Linked DNA regions of Homo sapiens: region 2 is linked to region 1. Evidence: chromatin loops called from intact Hi-C (ENCODE). Cell type or tissue: HCT116. All regions are shown on one strand. Each heading gives the region's core, and the rest is flanking DNA. Links, peaks and the distances in the headings are about the cores only. Region 1 overlaps TMEM182 (transmembrane protein 182). Region 2 holds the start of SLC9A2 (solute carrier family 9 member A2).

The links. A loop is a pair of places that touch in the nucleus more often than their neighbours do. Peaks named below come from ENCODE experiments on the same cell type or tissue, not always from the same donor. Only the 100,000 strongest peaks of a DNase experiment are listed, where the experiment ranks them.
Region 2: it touches region 1 in a loop (2.5-fold over the local background); 7 of 110 quality-filtered maps call a loop at or near these places.

Annotation. Positions count from the first base shown.
Region 1 is chr2:102,802,885-102,818,799 of GRCh38, reverse strand. TMEM182 (transmembrane protein 182) reads right to left here. Exons shown (of 5, transcript NM_144632.5): 5 at 1,121-4,052. The coding sequence ends at 3,832. Among named protein-coding and RNA genes, the nearest start is that of TMEM182, 49 kb to the right of the region's middle. In HCT116, for the core only: a CTCF peak has its summit at 12,352 (motif pointing right); a DNase peak (open chromatin) is centred at 12,369.
Region 2 is chr2:102,614,896-102,623,966 of GRCh38, reverse strand. SLC9A2 (solute carrier family 9 member A2) reads right to left here and starts at 4,414. Exons shown (of 12, transcript NM_003048.6): 1 at 3,830-4,414. The coding sequence starts at 4,118. RefSeq lists a silencer at 4,697-4,806. In HCT116, for the core only: a CTCF peak has its summit at 7,921; DNase peaks (open chromatin) are centred at 4,716 and 7,946; H3K4me3 peaks cover 1,423 bases; H3K27ac peaks cover 247 bases.

The DNA.
Region 1 (15,915 bases), core at 7,916-15,915:
TAACTGTATAATTTAGAGATAGATAGATAGATAGATAGATAGATAGATAGATAGGATTAAATAGAATTATTAGATATATCATATGACTCCTTACATCTAGAAGCAGATCATTTATAAAGTTCAACCGTCCAATTGCCCCTTCAATTTTTCAGTCATAGCTGAATCCTATGGGCAGGAGGGATGATCTTTCAAAAAGCTGAGTGGGTCTCCTCGGGCATCTCCATTGTCGTTCCAGACTTGCTGTCTCTGATACATCCCACTCTCACAGGCTAGTCCAGGTTTGTCTCACTGATCTGAAGATGGAGCCCCTAACGCTTGCTCTGGGGAGTTAGTTCAGAAAGTCTAATCTGTAACTGGATGTTTTCCTTTCTTTCTTTCCTATCTTCCCTGCTAACCAAATTAAATGTCCCTTTGCTAACTTTATGCTTATTATAATACGAAAGATACTATATCCCCATCCTCCTTGGTTTTCAACATATCTAAGGTATTGTCATCCTACATTCTTATTGGAATTTCCCCACCTACCCTTGATCATCACTGAGGAAATGTCTCCATATATTTAACTCCTTCATACAATCAATAAAAATGTAGTTTTCTGTTTCATCTCTTGTTTATGAGTTTCCACTTCTGGTGGAGTCCCAAAAAAATCAAATCTGGTTTTGATTTAGCTCATCTTATATTTTCTTCAATGTAACCCCATCACCATTGGTCTTTCTCACAATTCCACCGACCTTCAGACATATCCAGCCAATTTTACTGGTATCCAATATCTGCCTAACACCTCTGACATTCTAAGTCTCTTTGTAAGTCCAACATGGTTACTTTTAAGAAAATAGAAATCAAATTACGTGTTGAACTGAATAAACCACCATCCATTGAGTGAAACAGTTAAAGTGGCACTCAGGGAAACAACAATAATAGATTGCTGTTCCCAAAGATAACTGATTTTTTTTTAACTTGCTTAGCTCAAATATATTGATTTATACCATTCAATGTATCTCTTTCTACCCAAACATATAATACACATGCACACTTACATACACACAAATATACACAGACATGCACCCATATATATTGATGATAGACAGATAAATAGATGAATAATTACCAACACTGACACTTCCTCCAATATATTCCTTTATAATTCCATTTAATCTTCAAATTTAATAAATATATTTATAGATTAGTAATAAAAATGACTAAATGAATACTAACAACACACTTGATATTACTTTTTTTAGAAAGCCCTACCATCAACCCTCAAATTGTACACGATCATTAAACTTCTCTGTGTAGTCTCTCCAGCCAATTCCAATGTATGTGCAATCATCCACCTGAGTGAATTAAACCAGCTGAACAAATACAATATGGAGAGATGATAGCTTTCACCAAGTCCAAGAGCATAACTCACTGCCCTTTTTATTCACTCTTTCTAAAAGTGTAACTGAAAAGATATCCTTGATAAATTGAAACTTTATGATGCAAAATCAACATTTTTCAAAAAGATTCTAACACAGTTTAAAGGCTTCTAAAAATTAATAAATACAACCAATAGAGAAATAAACATAACATGGACATTTGGCAACACAGTATCTCAAATCAGATATAAGGTTGCTACAATAATGTACTATATAACTCTGCCATTTTTAAGTATATTTCACTCATTGACATAGCAATCACAACTCTCCTTCATTCCTTCAGAGGGTTGCTGGTAAATTGATCAAGAAATGTGCTTGAAATGTATTTGATTGATGCATTACAACTATAAAATAGTTCCAAAGTGCAAATCTGTGTAAAAGTGTCATACACATCAGCTATTCAGCCAATTGTCATATAAAAAATATATGGTAGCCACTTAAGTGTACTATAAAGTGAGGATAACCATCTGAAATTTATAAATATTCAAGCCTTTGCCGAAAGCAGCTTGTATGTGAAACTTAAATGGCATACAGTACACCAGAAAAAGGCTCCATTCCAAAGTACTACAAAAAAGAATTGTATTTACAGATGACATGAACTAATCAGATACATCCAACATCGTCTGGAAAACTTAATGGCATGCCATAACTTAATATCACAGTCAACATGCACAACAGACCTCATAATTATTTTTTCTAATAACAAAGCCAAAAGCAAAGAAGTAAATGAAGCAATATAAAAATGAAACAGTGAAAGACAAAGGGAAGTACCACAAAAACGTTTCAATGATATCACTGAAATGACTTGAGAAACCAGTTAGGCCTCTGGAGCTTTATTATTATTATTATTATTATTATTATTATTATTATTGGCAAGTCCTGTCATGAAAATGCCCTGAAGATTCAGACCTTTGCAATTTTTCCAAAGCTCCTTCCCACTGGAACAAGTCTTAATGGAAAAGCACAAGATGTACAGAGAAGACTGGGATCACCTCTCCCACGGCATTGGAAGAGCTGATGAAAAGGAGCAGTTCCTCTATCCCAGAGCATCTTCTGGGTGGTGACTTTTTTTGCCTGTGGGCCATGCCTCTCTGTCCTCACAACAGCTGCAGAATGAAACACCGCACCTCCAACAAAGCTCACATACCCTGCCGAGCTCCCCTGCGATGGAGGCTTCCAGAATGCAAATACGAGCTAGGCATCTCAGATGGATTTGATTTCAATCAACATTAGTGCCAAATGAACATCTTTGATATGCAAAATGTCTATGCTACTGAATAATACAGAATCATCTTTCCCCACAAAAACTTTCTTCTAGGAGGTTAAAGGAAATAGTCGATCTGTAAATGTTAATATATCTATTGTAAAGATGAAGAAATTGAGGGACAGTAATTAAAGGAATCAAATGATCAGAAGAACTGGAACCCATAACATCTTGGGGAAAGTTAATATTTTATGGTCTTTAATAAAGCAGGGCTATTATAATCCTCATATGGAAGTACGTTGAAAGTTTATATCTAAAAAATATTAAAATCACATTTTATCAATAAATTTTCACATGCTGAATGATAGCAATATAATTTTTAAATGAGAATTTTAAAATATCAAATAGAATTATGGACCAAGCGGAAATGCTTGGTTTTTACATATTTTAAACAATATTACATTATACAATTAACTCACTTTAAGTTCATAAAAATTCAATCTACGTTATACATAATTTGGTATGCAGATTTGCTAGTTTTAAATGTAGTTTAAAGTTTATGTAAGCATGCACAATTAAGTGAATAAAACTAGGTAACCAAACCACTGTTGGTGAAAAAGCAAGATAAGTACATGCTCTCAGTCTTGTTTGTTGTGGCCCATTTTAACTGGTGAGTACATGGCTCCCACTAATTAGAACAACTGCTGTCTATTTTTAAATTCATTTGCTCACAAGAGCCAGTGAATGTGTATGTGGATATTATCTGTGTGGGCAAGAAACAAAATAAATTCTCTGACAACCTTGCCCATTCTTAATTATTCTTCAAGGATTTTTTTTAATTAGCAGAAGTGAATGCCAAGGAGACTTTAAGCCAAATCTATCGAGATTTTCCCCATGTCATGGTATTAAGCTATTATCAGGCCTTTGCGACCTGCATGAACTCTAACATGTTCAATGAAAGGGAGACCTGTTTACCTATTCCCTAAAGAACTAGGTCCTTGACAGCACTTAGACAAGATAGAGGCTTGCTGGTGTCTGGAGAGATTCTAGGACCTTCTTACTGAAGAAAATTTTAGTAAAATGATTAATTTGAATAGCAACTAAAAAGTTATATCTACTAACTTTATGCTGGGATCAATGAAACAAAATGGAAAAAAAGTATTCCTTGTTTTAAAATCTCTCAAGAAAATACTTGTGGCAACAGTTGATTTAGTGATGTATCTGAATATGCCATCCAACAACCAGAAATAGTAATCCAGCTAGCAAAGAAAAAAATATCCCAGCTGGGGCCAGGAAAAATGACCAGCCATACAGAACAGAAGGGGTGAAATCCAGGCAGTCCTTCATTTTCATGTTTCGGTAGCTTTCCATGTCAGCCACTGCCTGGACCCAGATGACATACAGCATCACCACCAATGAAAATAGGATGCCTGAGAAGGATGAAACAGAAGACTGTTAGCCTTTCTGAAGATGTTTTCTCAAGAACGCTATCTAAACCAATCATTGACCGGATGACAAGCTCCTGCAAATACATTTCTAGCAAAATCAAATACTCTACGTCAGACCTTTTATTATGTACTTTATAGATATTTCTTTTATCTTTCATCTTCAAAGCATTGAGAGGAGGGCTATAGTAGCCTAAGAACAGCAATCACTGACAGGTATTTATTGAGTGTTTCCTGGGTGCCAAGGACTGTAGTAAGTGCTTGTGAACATTAGTGAATATCTCAGCACTTGTAGAATTTATATTCTAACTTTTTTTTTTCTTTTTTACTGCACAAATGGTTTGGGATGAGCACTATACTATGTTATTTCTTTCAATACATAGAATAAACATTGAAATAGGTACACTTACCACCTGGTTTTAGATATACACAGACACAGACAGTGGTTTTCAGAGCTGATTTTCAGCCCGGGTCTTTCTGACTCTTGTTATACTATTATAACCCAGCTAACTAATGCTGCAATTAAATATGGTTATACAAATAGAAACCAAAGTAAGCACTAGACAAGAACGGAGATGAAAACACTGAACAAACATAAAAGAATATACGTGATTCTTCAGAATCTAAATATATATATATATATATACACACTAAAGATTGATTACAGCATAGAGAAAACATTGTCTTGAATAAATGAGGGAGGAAGATTGATGATAAAAGATTTTGTGTAATATAAAATCATGGATTAGAGATCAACAGCCATATTAAATGAAAGAAAAAAAGAAAGAGAGAGAATGAAGGAAGGGAGGAAGGGAGGAAGGAAGGAAGGAGGGACAGAGGGAGGGAAATAACAAATGCCTAACCACTAACTAGAGGGCAACATCCCAATTTAGCAACAATTACAACGTAACTGTAATCCACTGGTTCCAAACACTCTTGGAATTAGATGAAGTATTACAGTTTTGGACCCATGACCTTAACAAGTGACAGAAAAGCTCTGTGAATCCTGAAACTGGAGAATACCACTAAGCATGTCCTTTCCCATGTAACTGTTACCGTAATTGCCAGAAGGAAACAATGCCACTACGCTGAGCAGCAGGCTCCAGGGTCCGCTGGGCAGAGTCACCAGTAAGCAACAGGCTCCATACACAAACCGCACACACAGCCTGATGGATTCAAATTTGTCCTAAAGCAAAATCTACTTGAGAGCACTTGTTATTTGTCCAAAATTTCAATCCAAACATGCCAAGGATCTATTACACTCATTGAATTAATGAGTTGAACTGTTAGGTATAAAATCTCCATAGTCTAATTGCTAGAATGTCTGAAAGCTAAATGCAAGTCTGAGACTAGGAGCAGAGACTGAGGCATATTGGCAGAGAGTAGCTTTTAAGAGCCCAGTCATCAATTACATTTCTCACGTTAATTGTGGTCCTACAGCATTTAGGATGCCCTCTCTCTCCTGGGCCATCAATTTCATAAAGAATCTTGAAAAGTAAACACAAAAGAAGAAGGGCTCATAAATATGTTGTGGTGTGTCAGTATCGGAGTTTAAACTTCCTTGTAATCATGACACAAGCTACAGAGCAATGAAGAATCAAATAGATGCTTCGCTAATAAGAAACATCCTTCACACCGTGGTCTGTAATATAAATGCAAATATTGGCTCACAGAGTAGAGCAATATAGCCACTGAGAAACAACTAATCACAGAGAAATAGTAAAGCCACAGCCTGCAAGCAAACTCCTTACAACGCCATACCTCAGATTTTGACAACAATATGGCAATTCCATGTGTTGTCTAGCAACTCTGTGCATTTCAATACATTTTCCAGCAAATATATAGACAGTGTTGCCTGTTGATGTAAAGGTTTGGCTTAGGCATTTGCATAATATCATTTGCCTTATGCAAACACCTTGCAAAACTTTGTATTATTTGCTGATATGGTTTTTATCTTCCTTGCATCATGTGACTCTCTTGTGCTTTCAGATATTTTAATGGAAAAAGGAAATTGCCTTTGTGAAAAACTAGTAGCCTTAAATTTATCTTTTCAAAAATTGAAAAACCCATCACTGAACTTTGAGTATTAGGAAAATGTATTGCAGGTAATCAGGTAGATGATTTTTAATAGGAAAGAATTAACTTATATTTAAATATTGTCATTATTTGAAGGGAAATTCCATTTAAAAGAAGGAAAAGTAGTCATTTCTATCACTATAGTCTTTAACTTGTTCACTAATTGAAGATACTGTCCATTTAATTTGTATCAGATCAGTTTATATCTCACCCATGGGGTAAACCAGTGTGTGTGTGTGTGTGTGTGTGTGTGTGTGTGTGTGTGTGTGTGTACATGTGTAGACAAAGAGAGAGAGAGAGAGACAGACAATGAGAAGGAATTTACACCAAAGGCCAATGGTTTAGTGGATATGGAAGCAAGAATTAATCATGGCAGCCTGCATGAGACATGTGGTCAAGAGAGGAAACAGAAGGACACTGTATTCAGGTAGACTGATCAAATAAGTGAATGGCCAATGGGAGCCATGTTTCTGACTGCCAGGAAATAGTTACAAATTTGAAAAGGAGGAAAGCTAAAATAAACCCTACAGTGATTAGAATTTGATTAGAATTGGATATATCAGTGTGACTTCATGGTTTTTCACTGATAGATAATACAGAAATAAATATAGAAGTAAATGTGTGTGTGCATGTTTTAAAATACACATGTGTATATATACCTAGATATATTTTGTGGCTCTCTTTCTTGAGAGCATCTGGCAACACCAACATCCAGTCGCATAGAGTATACCAAGTGTCCAGATCTTGATGCCTAAACACCATGAAACCGGGATTCTCAAAGAAATTGTTGAATCCAGGCTGGGGCATAAAATACAAGATGAACCTGGAAAATCTTGTTACCCCAGAAAGTAAAGATGTGTTCAAAGAATGACAGGGGTGTTTTGGAAGCCAGCTTGATGGGGCCTCCCATAGCTTAAACTAAGACAATCTGATCACAAAATGAATAATGATAGTGGTACATTATTTCCCATTGAATAAAATAGGAACTCACAGTGATATAAATAAATGAGTGAATAAATGAATAGGGAAAGGGAAGCTTTTCCTTACAACAGAACACTAACTTATAAGTGTAGAGGGATGGCAGAATTAGAAATCACCATTTGACAATCACTTAAAAATAATTCGGAGAAGAAATAAAAATGAATGCTAAATCCAGTGGATAAAATTGAATGAAACAGAGTATATTTACATAAGTTCAAAATCTCTTCCAATAAAATGCTTATTAATTTTGACGGAGAAAATAGTAACCTCATACTACAGAAACCCAGCAAATATTGCCTTATTCAAGTAATCAAAGTTAACATCACCAGTGACATGACAAATTGATATCACACATCACTTGATGGGATGCAGTGAGAATCACACAGCATCAATGCTATGATCTTAGAGCCAAAAATACAGAGCCTAAACTCAATCATTAAAGAAAAAAATCAAACTCAAATTCAAGACCTTTCTACAAAAATCACAGGCCTGTACTTTTTTCAAAAGTGTCAAGGTTATGAAGCACAAAAATGGACTTAACTCTGGTTTAATGGAGACTCAAGCAACAACTAAATACAAAGCATGATTTAGAATTTTTTTTTTTTTTTTTTTTTTTTGCTATAGAGGACATTAATGGAATAGTTAGAAAAACTTGAACGGAGTCTTTAGGTAAAAGGATTTACAACATCTGTATTTTGATTAGGTAAAAGGATTTACAACATCTATATTTTGATATCTCAGGACTTTTAAAAACATAAACAATAACTGGCTTGAATAACAATGAGTTACAAACCTACTTGCCACAGTGACTTTAGCAAGAATAGAAAATACTGCAATATATAGATAGTAAATTGTTTTAAAATAAAATTACATTTAAATTTGGTCATACATTTGGAAAGCACACATTTATTTCCAATTGAATTTTATAATACCTATTTTTTGAAGTCCAGAAAATATATAAAATATTTCACTGGAGGCAGAATCAAAACCCAGCCCCGAATCCATGAAGATTTGTGACCACAGTGAAACTGCAGAAAGATAATTGAGTCACACCAAGAACATGTTGGATCTCTTGTTATTGGCAGTATGTGAAACAATGATTGAAACGTATAATTTTGCATGGGTTCTCTTACAAAACTTTGCCCTTTAAATGCCGTGAATTCAATTTGGAAAGCATGTTTTCTCTTTCTGAAACAAAGGGCACGTAAAATTTAGTGACAAATGGCCATTGGGAATGCAATTGCTGATGATAACACTATGGAAACAATCACAGTATGGAAACAAAACAGATTCCCCCAAGACCAAGTCAAAAACTGAGACATAAAATTGTATATCCTCACTGTTTCACAAACACAAGAGTGAAAAATGGAGGCATATTCTAAAGATCTTTTCACTATACCGTAAGAACCAGATTTAAAAACAAATCCATAGAAGAGAAAAATTTAGCCCGAGAAATGAAAACTTTTTTCCTAAAAAAGTTAGGCAAAGTATCAAACTGCTTTATTATTGTCTAGAAGCACATATACTCTTACATGTATTTTTTTTTAAAAAGAGAGTGTTTTGGATTATTTAAAAATGACAGACTTGATCTTTCACTTCTTAGATGTAACTCGACTGCCTTTAAATGGGCTTTCACAACTTGAGTCATGAGCAGTTATAGGTTACTTGGGGAAGAATCATAAATTCGAGATGATTCAATGGCCTCCTTTAGTCATGCTTCCACACAAATGCAGAGGCAACTCATTTCAGTTTTCCATGGGCATAAGAAAAGCCATAGAACTGCACAGTCAAAACACTCATTATGAAGTTAAGGTGAAAAGTAAACTAGAATCAGAAAACAAAATCGTCCTTTTTCTACGTAAAGGCTGCACACACTCTAAAGGTAGTGCAATATTTAGCAGGGCATCTACATAGAATTAGAAAGTAAACATCATAAAATGTTAAGGATGATAGCATCGGCTTCCTCATTGTGGCTATTTTCAACAGAGGATGGAAATGAGGATTGCTGTCACTTATTTGTCCACCAAGGTCAAACGTTGAGCCTGTGGAATAACTCAGACTGAACCCTGAGAGCACGAGTCTCATAGGTTAAGCTGAAAACATTCCCAAACATTCTGCAACAGGGAAAATGTTTCCAGGAAGCAGTGGGGGACTAGGTTACTTTTCTAGGTGGAGCTGCCTAGAAGGCAGCAGGTCACATTTGTGCTAAGTATAGAATCAAAGAAAAAATCTGGGGCCTGGGTAAGTGTGCTAAGGATAGCAGCATTCATGAAACGGTGAATTTAGAGCAGACATGTCCAGAAGAAAGAACAAAAAAGAAATTTGATAAGCTATGTATTTACTGTAATTTTTGAAGAAGAAACGAAGCAATTCTTCAAGGGAGATACTGGGAATGCCTTCTGCAGATCTGCACAGGGACACTGAATACCCTGACTGACCATACCCCTACAAAAGGCTTTTGCAGAAAATACATAAAACATCTTCATATAAACATTTCTTAAATCAGCCCATACCTAAAGTTTGAAGATATGATATTAAACTGCCATAGTCTGAAGGTTTTCCTAATGGGCAAAAGTATTCCAGGTTTATTGTTCCTCTTTCTCATTCTTTTAATTTACATATACTTTACATAGAGTAAAATGTACAGATTTCAAGTGTAAGATTTGATGGGTTTTGACAAATGTAAACATCAGTGTAGCCACAACCAATTAAAAATAGAATGTATGCATCACTCAAAGAGGTTCTTTATGCCTCTTCACTCTCCTACCCAAAGCATCTATCACTATAGCTCAGTTTTGTCCTTAGAACGTCATTATAAATGGAATCATAGCAGTATACAGTCTTTTGTTTGGGAATGTTTTTACTCAACATAATGCCTGAGAATGCATTCATGTTCTCAAGATGTGTTCACACTTCATTCCTTTTTATTGCTGAGCATTATTCCATCGTATGAGTATATCAAAATTTGTTTATCTGTTTATCCACTGATAAACATTTGGGTTGTTCTAACTATTATGAATGAAACTACTGGGAATATACCGTTTTGTGATGTTCTAACTCATACATGAAATTTTGAAATAATGGATAACATTTTCTTAGACAAATGATTTTAGAAAAATATGGTAATGAAATTTTTGTATGGAGCACAATCTTAGGCAAAACTGATAAAATGGCACTGGAACTTATCGATGCTACGGCAGGCACCTGAAGTGCACCTGCTGAAGCTTCCTCCCTTTTCCCCACCCACAAGCAGCCCTGCTAAATCCAACTGAGAACATGGTTCTTAATAAAACACTGCCTTAACTGTCTTCCTCAAACATTAATTCCTCAGCAAAACTTTTAACAATTATTCCATAGCGCTCAATTATTGTAGGAGATTGGAAAGCTGAATGGCTCATTCAGCTTTCATCGTTCAGCCACCTAGAACACAACCCATCCTTATAGCATTATTTCTGGAACTCCTTTGGAAAAAGACTTGCCTCTGCAATATTTAAGGAGCATCTCTAGGCTTTAATTTAGGGGGTCAAAAATTACAACCAAGGAGAAAGAGCTAGACTCTTAAGAAGCTGGCTGTGTGAGAACAGGCAGCTGATTAACCTCTTAGGATGGAATCTCAATGCTCCCTCATGCTACGAATGCTGTCGGGGTCCATTAGGATGATTTGACTTTAGCCCTGCATTCATAAAAGACTCCCAATTAGCCTTTGCATGATATCTACAAATCATGTTGTATATAGGGTCATTCATTTATGTATGAATTGTAAAAGCATAGAGAGTTAATATATTAAATATAAACACTAAAAATGCTACAATATTTGCAAACTTGTTTTCATATGTATTAATTTTAACAACGAGGAACCTTAGAAATCGAAGTGTCTGAGGGCTTTCTCTACTTCAGTGAAGTCCTCTATGTCTTGCTAAAGGACGAAATATGAGGATTAGTGCAGCGTGACCAGCTATCACAGGTGCATTCCAGAGTCCAACATGTACTCTTAACTTTCTCCATATTATATCTGGGAAAAGGGAAATTTGCCACTTCCACATTTGCTAAAGAGTAATATTTGTCATAATATTGTAATGTACTTTCAAAGTAGTCTCATAAATATTATTGCATTCATCAAAATATTTAGACAATCTTTCTGAGAAAAGCTAGAAGTTACTTTAAATGATTTAAAATTGTGTTTTTGAAAAATTAGTTTGCTCTTCTTTACATTAGTATGCTATTGTTTTCCCATAAAATTATGCTTCAGATTACAGAACAACTAATGCATAATCGTCCACATTCTTTATCTCCATTCTTCATTTTCTCAGACTTGTTTTCCATTTTTTCTCCAATTTTCTGACACAGCCTTAATTCTTTCTGCTGTTACAATATCATGATTACACTTTTCTGATTTCCAAACACTCATTGCTGCACACACTTCATCATTCTGCTTTCCAAATACAATAATTCCCTCTTCCCTTTCATTTTCTAGACTCATAGTTTGATTTAGTCAACAACATATATAAAATGCTGATTGGGTTTCTCAAGCATTTATAACTTTCTTAGATTGTCATAACAATTTTTATCATTAAACATCCTACATACCCAGTGCTCTGTACTCTACTGAGTAACAATCATTAACAGAGAATGACCATGGGGGTTTACCTATTTCCACAAGTAATTAGGGGTTTAATCTGAAAATGAGAATTTCATCTAATGCCAAGGAAATATTTATTCACAAGAATTGAGTTTCAGGAAGTAGGATGTGATTGAGGGCACACCCCTGGATTCTGACTGCCCTGGTTCAAATCCTGCCTCAAAGTTTCACACTTTACACTTTATTGAGTAACCCTGAGCAACTTTCGTACTGCTCTGTCTCAGTTTCTTCATTGGTAAAATAGAGAGGATCCAAGTGCCTACCTCAGAAAGTAGTCATGAGGACCGAACAGAGGAAAAGTCCTGAAAACAGTGCCTGGAACATGACAAACAACTAATAAGCATGGGCTAATTTTGTTATTATTATTATTATTATTAAGCTTTGGCACGAGCTCCTGCTAATGGTTAGCAAATGTTACTCTCTGAAATCTTCTAAAGCATCAGAGATTCTCATGTGACTGGGCTATTTCAGGACAGGCCAAGAGGCAAAAGAATAAACTCGCTGTGGTGTCTTCCAGTCCTGAGATTTCAGAGGAGTAAGGGAATGATGACCTCCAATGCATCTCCCAGTGTCTTTCTGGAACTCTCCACGAGGTGGCACCAGTCACCCCACAGTCCCATGACAAAATGTTTTGCCAAGAACAGAAGGTGAATCCAGGCTCAAGCTCGTTCGTATTGAGGACAATTTCTTCTTTGAGTGTCCAGTCAAGCCAACCGCCTTCCCCTGCCCATCAGCCCTTTACTTCTAGGAAGTAAAAATTCTTTTCAGGACAGACCGTTAGCCTAGGTCAAGCACATTAGGCTTCTCTTTCCATACACGAAAATGTAAAGAAAACAAATGGCTCAGAAAAAAAAAATTATAAAACTTAGTGAAAAAACCAATACAATATTTTTTGGCCACTCACTACTAGTTAGTTCTGAGCAAAGTGACTATTTGGGGGATAGGATGGTTTTCAATGAAAGGAAATATTTGCAAAGAAATTAAATCCCTTAGTACTGAGTAAATAGTAGATAGTAATGAGACACATATTTTGAAAAAGGAGAATAAAGCTTATGGAAATTCAGTCTGCCTTTTCACTGTGACAAAACCTAATTCCAGACCAGAGACAGTATGGGTTTTTTTTGTTTTTTTAGAGACAGGATCTCGCTCTGCCAGGCTGGAGTACAGTGGTGCGGTCACAGCTCACTGCAGCTTCCAACTCCTGGACTCAAGCAATCCTCTTGCATCAGCCTCCCGAGTAGCTGGGACTGCAGGCACCACCACCACACTCGGTTCAGAGAAATAATCTTCTCACTTTGCACATCTGAAAACCGTCTTTCAGGATAAAGATTAATGATGCCTCATTATAGTATGTCATATGAGTAAAAACATTTGTTTGCCAGGCCTGTCATTTTACTTCTTAGAAGAACAGCACATTTTTTTTTTTTTGAGGGAACGATAGGAGTGTGGGGAAGCATTTATTCAAGTTTGAAGTTTAAGGTTGTTCAGAAAAGCTCCACCAAAGGTATTCCTGAGATGGTGATTTATCTGGGCAGGTGTTAGACCGTGAACCAGAATGTCTCCAACAAGGTTGGAGGTTGGGTGGACAACAAGGTCCGTCAGGTTGGGTGGACACTTACAGGAAAGCAATGGCTCTCTCCAAAGAAATGGCTCTGTGTCTCCTCTCTTCACATTCTCATTCCTCTCTTCACATTCTCACAGCCTTCACCCAACTAAGATGTTCCAGACTCAAGGAGCAGGCTTTGGGATTTGATTTCCTCATTTTCTCCCATATTAGTGCCCCATTTTAAAATGGATTCTAACAACCAGTTAGACACATTTCCACTGAAGAGCAATGCGGGGAAAATAAGCTTGCAAGGAAGAATCAGAGAAAGAAAAGTAATCACATTTAAAATATTTTTGTAAATAAAAGCCGTCACATCTCTTTTCTATATAATATTAAGCAAGGCTGACTAATGCTGGCATTTGACATTTGTGGAAAATGTCAGACCAAGGACGTTGGAAAATCCACATTAAAATTTGAAGGAAGGTGTTCCCATATTATAACAGGATCAGTGTCTGGATGACAGTGATTTTTTAGACAAATCCCAACTGTGACAATGGAAGGCACAAAGCGAGTCTACAAAGCAGGTACTTTTAGAAATATGAGTGTAACTAGTCTATGCTGTTTAGAAGGCAGATCTAGTGCACCTGGGTCTTTTGATCATCAAAACTGAAGACACTAATTCTAGTACAAGAGATGCATCTGACTGGCATATCAGTAACAAATAGTTTATATTAACTACTTTTTTTTTCCACCACCAACCTCCCACACACCAGAGCTCTTAATATGTTAAGTCTGAACTCAGGTAAAATATTCGGTTTCCTATTGGGAAGCTATGCTTTTGGTTTTCTCCTGCAAGCCTACTTGTCACATACCAGGGAAAGTCAGAGAAGCTTTTAAAAAACCACTGTAGTGGATCCAACCCAAATGCCCATCAACCAACAAGTGGATAAAGAAACTGTGGTACATATATACAATGGAATACTACTCAGCCATTAAAAAGAATGAATTAAAGGCATTCACAGCAACCTGGATGAGGTTGGAGACTATTATTCTAGGTGTAACTCAGGAATGGAAAACCAAACATTGTACGTTTTCACTAATATATGCAAGCTAAGCTATGAGGACGCAAAGGCATAAGAATGATACAATGGACTTTGGGGACTTGGGGGGAAGGGTAGAAGGGGGCAAGGGATAAAAGACTACAAATAGAGTGCAGTGGATACTGCTTGGGTGATGGGTGTGCCAAAATCTCACAAATCACTGCTAAAGAATTTACTCATGTAACCAAACACCACCAGTACCCCAATAACCTATGGAAAAATTGTTTTAAAAAATAAAATAATAAAAAAAGAAACTAAAATGTGAAGGAAAAAAAAGAAAAAAAGAAAAGCCACTGTAGCCACACCTTGGCCAGCCCCTCCCAGGGAGTTCCCTGCGCTTGTCCACAGTGTGCAGCTATTTATAGCCCAGATCTCTCACAGGATAGACATAGAGACAGCAGGGCTGCGTGTGCATGCAGATGTGGATGCCAGGGCTGCGTGTGCCTGCAGGTGTAGACGGCAGAGCTGCATGTGCCTGCAGGTGTGGACGGCAGGGCTGCGTGTGCCTGCAGGTGTGGACGGCAGGGCTGCGTGTGCCTGCAAGTGTAGACAGCCTGCCTCCAGGCTGTCGGCAGTTCTTCCTAAGCCGTCCTGCTCTTGACTTGCCCCACACACTCTCCTGCTCTGACAGCCGCCACATCCTCCTTTACCTGGAGGAAAACATGAGGAGCCTCTGCGAGCAACATGTTCAGCCTCAGCCAAAGGAAAATGAGCACCTGAACTATGTTGCTTGGTTTCTGCGAGCTGTTTTTTCTAGTATTAAGGAGAAAAAAATCCTGAATTACGTATTATGTATCCATCTTATCTCTCTTATCTCAGTTGCAAATAAATGTGGTTTACTGATGGGCTATTGCCATTTCTTTTGATCTTTTGAAAACAAAAAAGGAAACCAAACCACAAATCCCACTTCCTTTTAAGTCAGTCTAACCTGCTAGAGATGGGAACTTCCTATTCCCTTTATATCTACTAACCTTTCCTACACTAGATTAAGTGTTTCCATCCCTACACTTACAGAAAGCACTGCCTCCAGAGCAGGGAAGGACGGGTGAGCTGCAGACGGCTGTGCTTCAGGCATTTTGCCGCACATGGCAGAGGATTCACACAATTCATCCCAATCAGCCCTGCTCATATCCCTGGTGAGAGGCAATAACTTGTGAGCTGTCTGGGGCAAAGAGCTCACCCTGTGCTCGTGGAATGGGGCAGAGCAAGCAGGCACATGCAGGAAACAAGACTCAACTTGGCCTCTGTGGTGTTTCAAGGGACTAAGCTACACTGCAAAGATACCCTTTGCTTCCATGAGCACATCCTGGACCTGGAATAGGGGCTGCTTGAATCCTTCTACTCTCAAGACGTCTAGGTAGTCTCACCAGCCTGTGAGTCTAACAAGGGACTTAGTCCAAGGTTCAGAGCTCTGCAGTCTCCTCCACCCAGAAAGACTCTGTTTCTACTTTCTGCAGCAAAATTCCACATACATCCCAGTTTGCCATTTAAGAAAAGGCTACTTCA
Region 2 (9,071 bases), core at 1,072-9,071, 190 kb after region 1:
TTGTAATATTTCTAAGATTATATTAGCTGATAATATATAATGTAATATATATTATATTAGAAAACTATTCTGAATTCACCATCAGGCATTATTTAAACCCCCTACAAATGTTATTCGGATCCTCCACTTTGGACAGCCTGTTAATTTAACCACGTTTAGATTAATCACTAGCAATGTTTCTCCATGTTCTCTGAGGCAGGTAAGGTCAGGTACACTACACAAATGGCACAAAAGTGCCCCAAATAGAAACCATGGCATTTTGCAGGGGTTAGCATTTGCATTACCCCACAGTATCATATCCACCTGCACAGCTCAATTCCTCTTCATTCCCAAATATGAGCAACTTAAGTCATATAAGCCACCACAAAACAGCTTTTTCAGAACAAAAGTTGAAAGAGAAATGACTAGATGACTGTTTAATGGGGTACGAAAGTGTCCCACAGCACCAGGACGGTCCTGCTTAAAACCAAACAGAAAGTTCAGAACCCTGGGAGCAAGAGGAGGGGTGGGGATTTCTGGGCATTTCCTGGCTCCTCTAGGAACACAGGGGAAGCTGCAGGACGAGGCTGGGCTCTATGCAGACGAATCTGGAGAAAATACCCCAGGCACCAGCATTTTGGACTCTAAAACTCCACTTTCTGTCCTGAGAAATATACCCTTCACTCTACCCATGGCAGTCTCCATTTGGCTGTTCAGACCACTCTCTGCATGGAAATTATCATCTCTGTGACACTCAGATGCAGAAAGGAAAGGTAAAGTAGTAGCCAGAGACGTTCCAAATTTGGGGGAGGACAGGAGGTGCAATATGTGATGATTTCCATAGCCAAGCACAATGCAGGGGAAAGCCGAAACTGGCAACTAGAACAGAGGGGGCCCAGGAAATATAAACATATCTGGGCTAAAAAGATGCTAGTGGAGAGACAAATACACCTGTTATGCAAGCAAGCATGAATGCCTTTAACAAAATACCACATAATGAAAGTGAGATGGTCCAATAAAATGAATGGAACAGGACAGCAAGAGAGTAAGTGCGGGAAGGCAGCCCACAGAATAAGAACACTTGTAGAAGGCTGAGGCCAAAGCGGAAGTAAAGAGAGACAGGTGGCAGCCCAGGACAGTCAACAGTGGAAAAGGTTCTGTAGTGCTAGAAACTGTACAGTTAACTACTACTACTTTGACTATACCACTGTCCTCACTGCTACTAATGATGATAGTATGGATGGAGTGATGGAGTGCTTACAGTGTGCCCAGCTTTATTCTAAAGATGTTACACATTCATTCTCATTTAATCCTCCCAAAAGAACAAGCCTTCTGGAAACGCACAAAGATGAGAAATGAGACAGACCTGGCTGGAATTCTGGCTCACCACCCACCACCAAGTTAATCTCCCCATTTTTTCATTTTCTCCTATATGAAACCAGGAAAACAACACCTACCCGGCATGGTGACTGTAAAAATTAGAGATAATGCCCTTAAGTGCCTCCTAGAGGCTGTTATTATTGTAACTAATCTGATTAAAACAATCAGGAATGATGAACAAAGGAGATAGTTGGAATAGAAATGGCAACAGAGAAGCAGTAATGGAAACAGGCACAGAAGCAGCCCTCCAGCGATGGAGCCTTGAGGCTCAGAGAGAGTGACAGGGAACAGGTCATTCATTTTGGCTCGCCACTTTGTGTGCTTCTGGGTGCAAATTCACTCAGAGTTTCCACCTCAACTAGTGGGAGTATTAATACCGCCACTCCCTACAGGGCAGGCTTGTGGCATCTGAGTTTATTATTAGAGGCAATTTACAAACATGTGTGTATCTGGTTTATAGGTGGGGAAGCCCATCTCCCTTATACCATCTCTCAGTGGAATTAAGACACTCAACTAGTAGCACCACGTCAAAGCCAGTCAATTACAGACTTCAGAGTTGTTAAATAATATGTGTCTCTCTTAGTCACCACTAATAGACTCTAATTAATCTTATCTGGCATGAAGATTTGCTTCCGGTTTACCTACCACAACTTCCACCCTCCTGTAAACCATCCCTTCTACCTGCTTTGCACTCCTCTCCCAATTTATGTCTTTGTTCAGTCCTCTCTGGAATGTTGCTCCCTTTTCTCTCTAACTGACCAGATCCTGGTCATCCTGGAAAATCCAGTTTAAATGTTTGCTCTGCATGAGGAAGTGTTCTCTGCTTCCCTGCAATGGCATACTATCTTTTCTGAGTTTGTCACCCTACTCAGCACTGTCCTGGGCAATAATCACACAGCGTGTACACGTCTCTCCACTCATCAGTAAGCTCCCTGAGGATGGCAGACAATGCGTCTTTTCATTCTTTATGGAAATCTGCCTCATCTCACAGGGTAAAGACGTAAAACACATGTAATGCATACATTCTTTGGACCTAACAACTTAATCGAATCATTATAACAATAGTTAATATTTCAGGATTTTTCTAAAGTCTTTAAAATATAAAGTAAAAATAATATAAAGCACCATGCTCATAACATGAAAGTTTCTGGGGCGTGGGTAATGAAGATGAGAAAATATATTCTGAGGTTTCTGCTTTCAAAATGAGAGTTAAAGGTAGTATGAAAGTGGGTAATTTTTTTTTTTTTTTTTTTTTCCCTGAGACAAGGTATCTCTCTGTGGCCCAGGCTGGAGTGCAGTGGTGCCATTCATGGCTCACTGCAACCGCAACCTCCTGAGTTTAAGCGATCCTCCTCCCTCAGGCTCCCGCCTCAGCCTCCAAGTAACTGGGAATACATATGTGCACCACAACACCAGGCTACCTAATTAATTAATTAATTGATTGATTAATTTTTGAGACAGAGTCTTGCTTTGTTGCCCAGGCTGGAGTGCAGTGGCAATCTCGGTTCAATGCAACCTCCGCCTCCTGGGTTCAAGCAATTCCCTCCCTCAGCCTCCCGAGTAGCTGGGATTACAGGCGCCCACCACCACGCCCGGCTAATTTTTTTGTATTTTTAGTAGAGACGAGGTTTCACCATGTTGATCAGTGATCCTCGTGATCCACCTTGCCTCAGCCTCCCAAAGTGCTGGGATTACAGGCGTGAATCACCTCGCCCGGCCAATTTTTTATTTTTGTACTGTTTGGTCTTGCTATGTTGCCCATGATGATCTTGAACTCCTGGCCTCAAGGGATCCTCACGTCTGGGCCTCCCAGTGTGCTGGGATTACAGGCTGGGCCATTGTCCTGGGCCCAGAGTTAATTATTTTTAAATATGCATCTCACCTCACTGGCCTCAGCCACCCCGAAGCAAAAGCTTCCTGGAGAGTGACAGCCTCAACCCAATAGAGGGAGGAGAAAGGGCGTTCCTATTGCAGCTGCAAGCACTCAGGTGTCCCTGGTCCCCTTCCATGCACCTCATTAGTCAGGCGCACAGCAGGGTCTGTGTCACTGCCAAGGCGCCTCTCTCCTGTAGCATCCAGGGTTTTAACCACATTATGCATAGCTCCGGGGTTCGTCGGCACCTCTCTCCCTGCAGGTGAGACTGGTACACTTCAATAAACAGATCTCACTCAACTTAAGCAGAGAGCTGACAAACTTGGCGTTCCGTGCGGCAGAAGTAAGCAGCAATCGCTGAGTTTGTAGAACTTACACTTGGGGCCATTTCAAGGCCAATGTTCCCTTAAGAACCAAAACGCGAAACTGCTCTTCCAAGGGTCCTTTTCAACCAGAAGAAGCTGCTCCATCTGTCGTCCCTGCCCTGATTCAAGATGAGGCGGTCACTATCTAGAGGTCAGCTGGCTGACCCGGTCACCCTCCAGGTGTCCCCCCGAGATCGCCCCCTCCCATTCCCCACAAGTCCAGTTCGCTCACCAATCTTGGCCAGGGAGGCCAGCAGGATCCAAAGGGTGATCTCGAAGGGGATCTGCACGTGGGGGTAATCCAGCGTAAACACAGGCAGCCGGCTCTCCTCGAACAGCGTCGTTCCGGGAGCCACCACGCTCGCAGGGCTAGGCGGGCTGGAACTGGTGCCCATGGCCCTCGGCGCGTTCAGCAAGGTCTCCGCCAGGGCGCCCACGGGCCCCGCCACCTGCAGGAGCAGCAGCAACAGCATCGGAGGCAGTGGCGCCCGCAGGCTCCTCCAGTTGCCCAGTGGTTCCATGGGTGCCGCCGGTTGCCGCCAAGGGGACCGGCGGTTGGCCCTCCGAGCGCTCAACGCATCGCGCCCGGGCTGCTCAGCCCGCTCCGCCCTGCCCCGTGCAGGGCAGGGCAGCGACAGCCACCCGCCGCTGCTGCGGCACCGGGTCTCTGCAACCAGAGGGCTAGGTCCTCGCTGCGAGCAGGCGCACTGCCTGGCGAGGCACGTGCAGGGCGACGAGAGGCCGCTGCGCGTACCCTCAGCAGCCCTCAGCCGCCCTCCGCCGCCGGCCGCCTGCCCATGCCGGTGCGCTGCTCTCCAGCCGCAGCGGCAGGCCCTGCCCAGGGCGGCCCGCGGGCGGGGGCGGGGCGGGCGCGGCGCCCAAGCCGCAGGGCAGGAGGACAAGGGGACCTGGCCGGCACACCGCGCACCTGCCCGAGCCCGCGGGGAACGCGGGGCCCCAGTGACCGCGGGGGCGATGGCTGCCCTCCCTTCGCGCAGGCACCGCGCGCCAAGACCCGCCACCCCCAGAGCCAGCGAACTGTGGGTGGAATCGCCGCAACGGGCGCATGGTGGCCGGAGCTGTCTCCGCCCCGGAGGCAGCGTCGGACGTCCATCCAGTGAAGGAACCAGCGCGACCCACGAGTCGCGCCCTTCCCTCCTCCCCCGCCCCCGCAGGCTCCTCCAAGGGGACACCCCGGTGCGCTGGGCGCGCGGGGAGGCGCCACAGGCTCGCGGTCCGGAGGAGAAGCCCGGGCCGGTGGAGGAGGAGTGCTGTCACCCCAGCCTGGCGCTGCGGAGGCCAAGACAAGGCATGGGATTCTCTGGACGTACAGAAAGTTTAGGAAAGCCAAATTTTGTTTCCTTTCCGAGAGTTATCAACTCGCGCACAAGGTGCTCTGAACAGGGAAACTCCCTGCGCGGAACTCAGTGTTCCCACGCCCCCACGGAATCGGAATCCTGTTCTCTCCTCTTGCCACATTGTGCTGCTTTCACCCATTTGCTACACTGTCGCTGCCACTTTTCTTCTCCCTCCCCCAGCTCACGTAAAAAAAACCAAAACATCTTTCTCCGCTTTTAGGCTTAGAGGTGTACATGTCCAAGAGCATAAGAAATATAATTATTTCATGGAAAACCAGTGATTTGCCTCGCTCAGATTGACTTGCTCCGCTAATTACAGGACAGGCTGTGGTCAGGAAAAGAAAGGAAGCGTGATTCTTCTTCTGGATCTAAAAGGGCTTTCTCATGCAGAGCCAACCTTTCCTGTCCTTCAGAGCGCCTCCTTCACTGGTTGCGATCTCACTGTTTGAGCATCTTTATCGCCAGAAACCGAAATGAGCACAAAGGGGACTAGTTGCCATTCAATTAACTGAAAGTTTTCCCTTTGATATTTATGAAATAAAATCCTTCTCTTTTCTTAATCTTTGATGTGTCAAAACACGTGGCTTCTACTATTAAACAAACACCAGGCAGTTCGACCTTCAAAGCCGTTTTTTTTTTTTTTTTCTTTCAAAGTTCTAACATAGAAAATCAGTGAGATGTCAGCAGAGGGTACAAGAAAAAAAAATCCTCCACCTGCATAGAAGAAAATAAGGAACAGTCCTCTTTGGGTCTTCAAAGTAATGGAGGGACAAGTCCAGGCTAAAAAGAGAGAAGAATTCTGGGAGATGTTACAGAGCACTACTTCATTTGATATTTCACAAAGCATCAGTTTTTCAAAAGCGCTACAGAATTGAAACTAAAGATATTATCTTGAGAAGAATCATTGGGCATCCAAAACTCAGCCTCCCCTTCTCCTTTCACTGGAAACGTTTATTAAAGGTATGTGCCTAACATACCCCTGTGAAAAGGCAGCAAATAAGAGATTTTTAAATTTTTTGAGTATCTGTCTCTACATGGGAAGCTCAATACAAGGCACTTTACTTGCATTTTTTTGTCAATCGTAAAAATCCAAAGAGGCAGATATTTTTTACCCATTTTATAAGTGAAGAAATATAGTGTAGAAATGTGTAAAAATAAACAAATAGACTTAATCAAGTTTACATATTAAGTAAGTGTCTGGATGGAATTCACACCCAGGCCTGCCCAGGCTAACACTGGTATCATCTCACCCTCTACCCCATGACTAGTTGCCCATAAACAGCACGCTATATTCTCAGCTACTTTAAAATAAGCAGTGGAGAATATTACAGGGATTGTTCAAAAAAGTTACAGCAGGATAAAGTTTTGGTAAGTGAATCAGGCAGTTCTACAAACTTAGTGACATAGTAATAGGGAGAGGGCACATTTAGACAATACTTTCTAGGAGTTTGTCACACAACACTTTTAAGAATAATTGTGTATCATGAACAAGAAAATGAATGACAAATCTGTTTCCGGGCCCTCACTGCCTGTAAACCTTATGTGGTATCACTTCAACTTTATACATCTATGCTACTGCAGTTAAAGGCTATCCACTTTTTTTTACATTTGAAAAAAAAGTCGTTTTATTTATTCTTGTAAATGGGAGGCGAAGAAATTAGTCTAAAAAGACATTCTTTTCATCTTTCCCTTAAAGCAAATTTAAAAAGAGTTAAATTATGCCCCTATGCTGAGAGCGACTTGGCCTGGCTATTTCTTCAAAGTGCCCTCTGACTAGGAGCTCAGCCGTGAAAGTGATAACACCACCCATGGGATGACTGAAGCAAGAAGCGAAACGTGTGTACACATTTAAAATCCTTTAGTGGTTTCTTAGCGACCTTTGGACGTCTCACCTGGTAGCTGAATTTCTGGACTAATTGGGGGGTCTTCTTTTATGCCCTTTGATCTCCCATAACTTTTCAGCACTTAATCATTTTGCTTTTCTCCCACTGAACATCTCTGTGAAGGTATTGGTCTGTTTAACTCATTCTTTTATCTTTAGCTCCTAGCATATTGCCCGGAGACAGTGAGTACCCGCTAAATATGTGTTGGACGAATAAATGTATGAATTGACGGTGAAATCAACAACTCTCACACACTACGGATCTGAGCTGCAGGGCTTTCTCACAGTTAGGCCAGTTGCAGGATGGACATGAATTCTCCTAGTTTTACATGAAATGTTTTCTCCAGTGATCCCTCATTCACATTTTGGCATCTCTCATGTCTTTTTTCCCCCTTCTACCCAAATGATGTGTGAATTTAATCACATTACAAGATTTCTAAATATTTTTAGAAATTATAGTTACCTGATTTCAGATTGACTTTCACATAGCATAGAAATATTTACTAGGAATTTATGAACCTTCTAAGGCAAATGCGTACTTTTCTCTGCACTTTGCTCAAGAGTGGTCCATTAGAATATTACTGTATTTAATGGAATACTTTAATAGGAGTAACTCTCCTGAATTATACAGCCATCAAGCAAGAGAGTAGATCTGGCATCACTAGGAATCACAAAGGATTTTGGAATACTTCCTGGTACAAGGGAAAGAAACTAGTAAGATAAAGCTGAGTTAGCTTAAGAGGACATGCACCTTAAAATATAAAACTGTGAGCTGTGCAGAGGAGATTAGGATCCTGACCTAACCCAGGACTGATCTTAAATCCCCCGCTCCTGCACTGGAAACTTCAGGAGGAACTGAGGTTTAACTTTGTGTCTCTTGCCATACAGAACTTAGAGCTTACTGAAGAGTTGTAGAATGTTGAAACCTCAGGAACTTCTGTATGAAGGAGCAGGTAGAGGTCTCTGCATGCCAGCAAACATATTCTTCACAACTCCAAAAGGTTTAATGTGCTATCTGTCTTTTTCAGATGCAGAGTGGAAGCTGACACAGAGGAAGGGAACTGCTCATTAGTGGCAGTAGCTCTTCTGCACCACAGTGCGGCGCCAGAGGTTAGCACCTCCCTTAGAAGCTAGCATGCAGGAGCAATGTATGCTCTATCAAGAGACAGAGACCAGGGAACGGCTCCATCCTCAGATACCAGTGTAATAGTCGCAATAGTTACTAATAATAGTTAGATATTAATATGTCATACTATTCTTTGCACATTTTTATAATATTCATATTTTATATTCCCCTTTCTTTAAAATGTGCATTGCACAACCACTAGCCATTAGTTGTGTAATATATCAATTGAGAATCTTTGCCTATAAAAAGTTGACTCTCATAATACTGTTGATTTGGTTATTTTATTATTATATTTGAAAGTTCTCAATGTTTAAACTACTTTCTTTTTTTAAGAGACTTAATTCTCAGCAAAAATCTAAGGACTTCTTCTTAGAGAGCAGTCATGCAGTGGCGTGAACATTTTACTGATGCCCACAGAATTAATACTTTCCTCTCTTTCTTTTTGGCCAAATATATTTGTTTCAGCAGAGAAATGTTTTGCTTTATGAAAAGGTACTTTCTGCAAATTCAAGCTTATAAATAATCTTGGTACTTTTTTGTTGTTGTTTGGTTTTGTAGAGATGGAGTCTCACTGTGTTGCCCAGGCTGGCCTCAAACTCCTAATAATTCCTGGACTCAAGTGATCCTTCCTTCTCAGCCTCCTAAGTAGTTGGGACTAGAGGCACACCACCACACCCAGCTAACAGTGCTACTTTTAATGTTGAATCCTCCTAATATATTTAAGCTAAGAGTCAGCTTTCAGATATCCAACCACCAAGTTTTTCAGTGCTTTGGTTTTCCTCCATAAAATAAGGGACTTGGGGACAAGTAACTTTATGTTTCTTTATAAAAGGTTTTAAAAATTTAAGATATTAATCTAAAACATCCGTGTAGAATGGACACACACCTACATCCTGCTCCAGATACTGTGATGTCACATGTGGGAAGAGAGACTCCCTGTCCTTTCAACTCTGTCGTGTATCATCTGAACTCTGACATGCAATGCAATCAGAAAGCAAAAACTGAACTGATCTTGCAGGGAGAAAAACTGAGGTCTGTCTTGGGTACTGATGCTTATATACCCTACTTCTTAGGGGAAAGAGAGATACAGAAATAAGGATGATTTTAG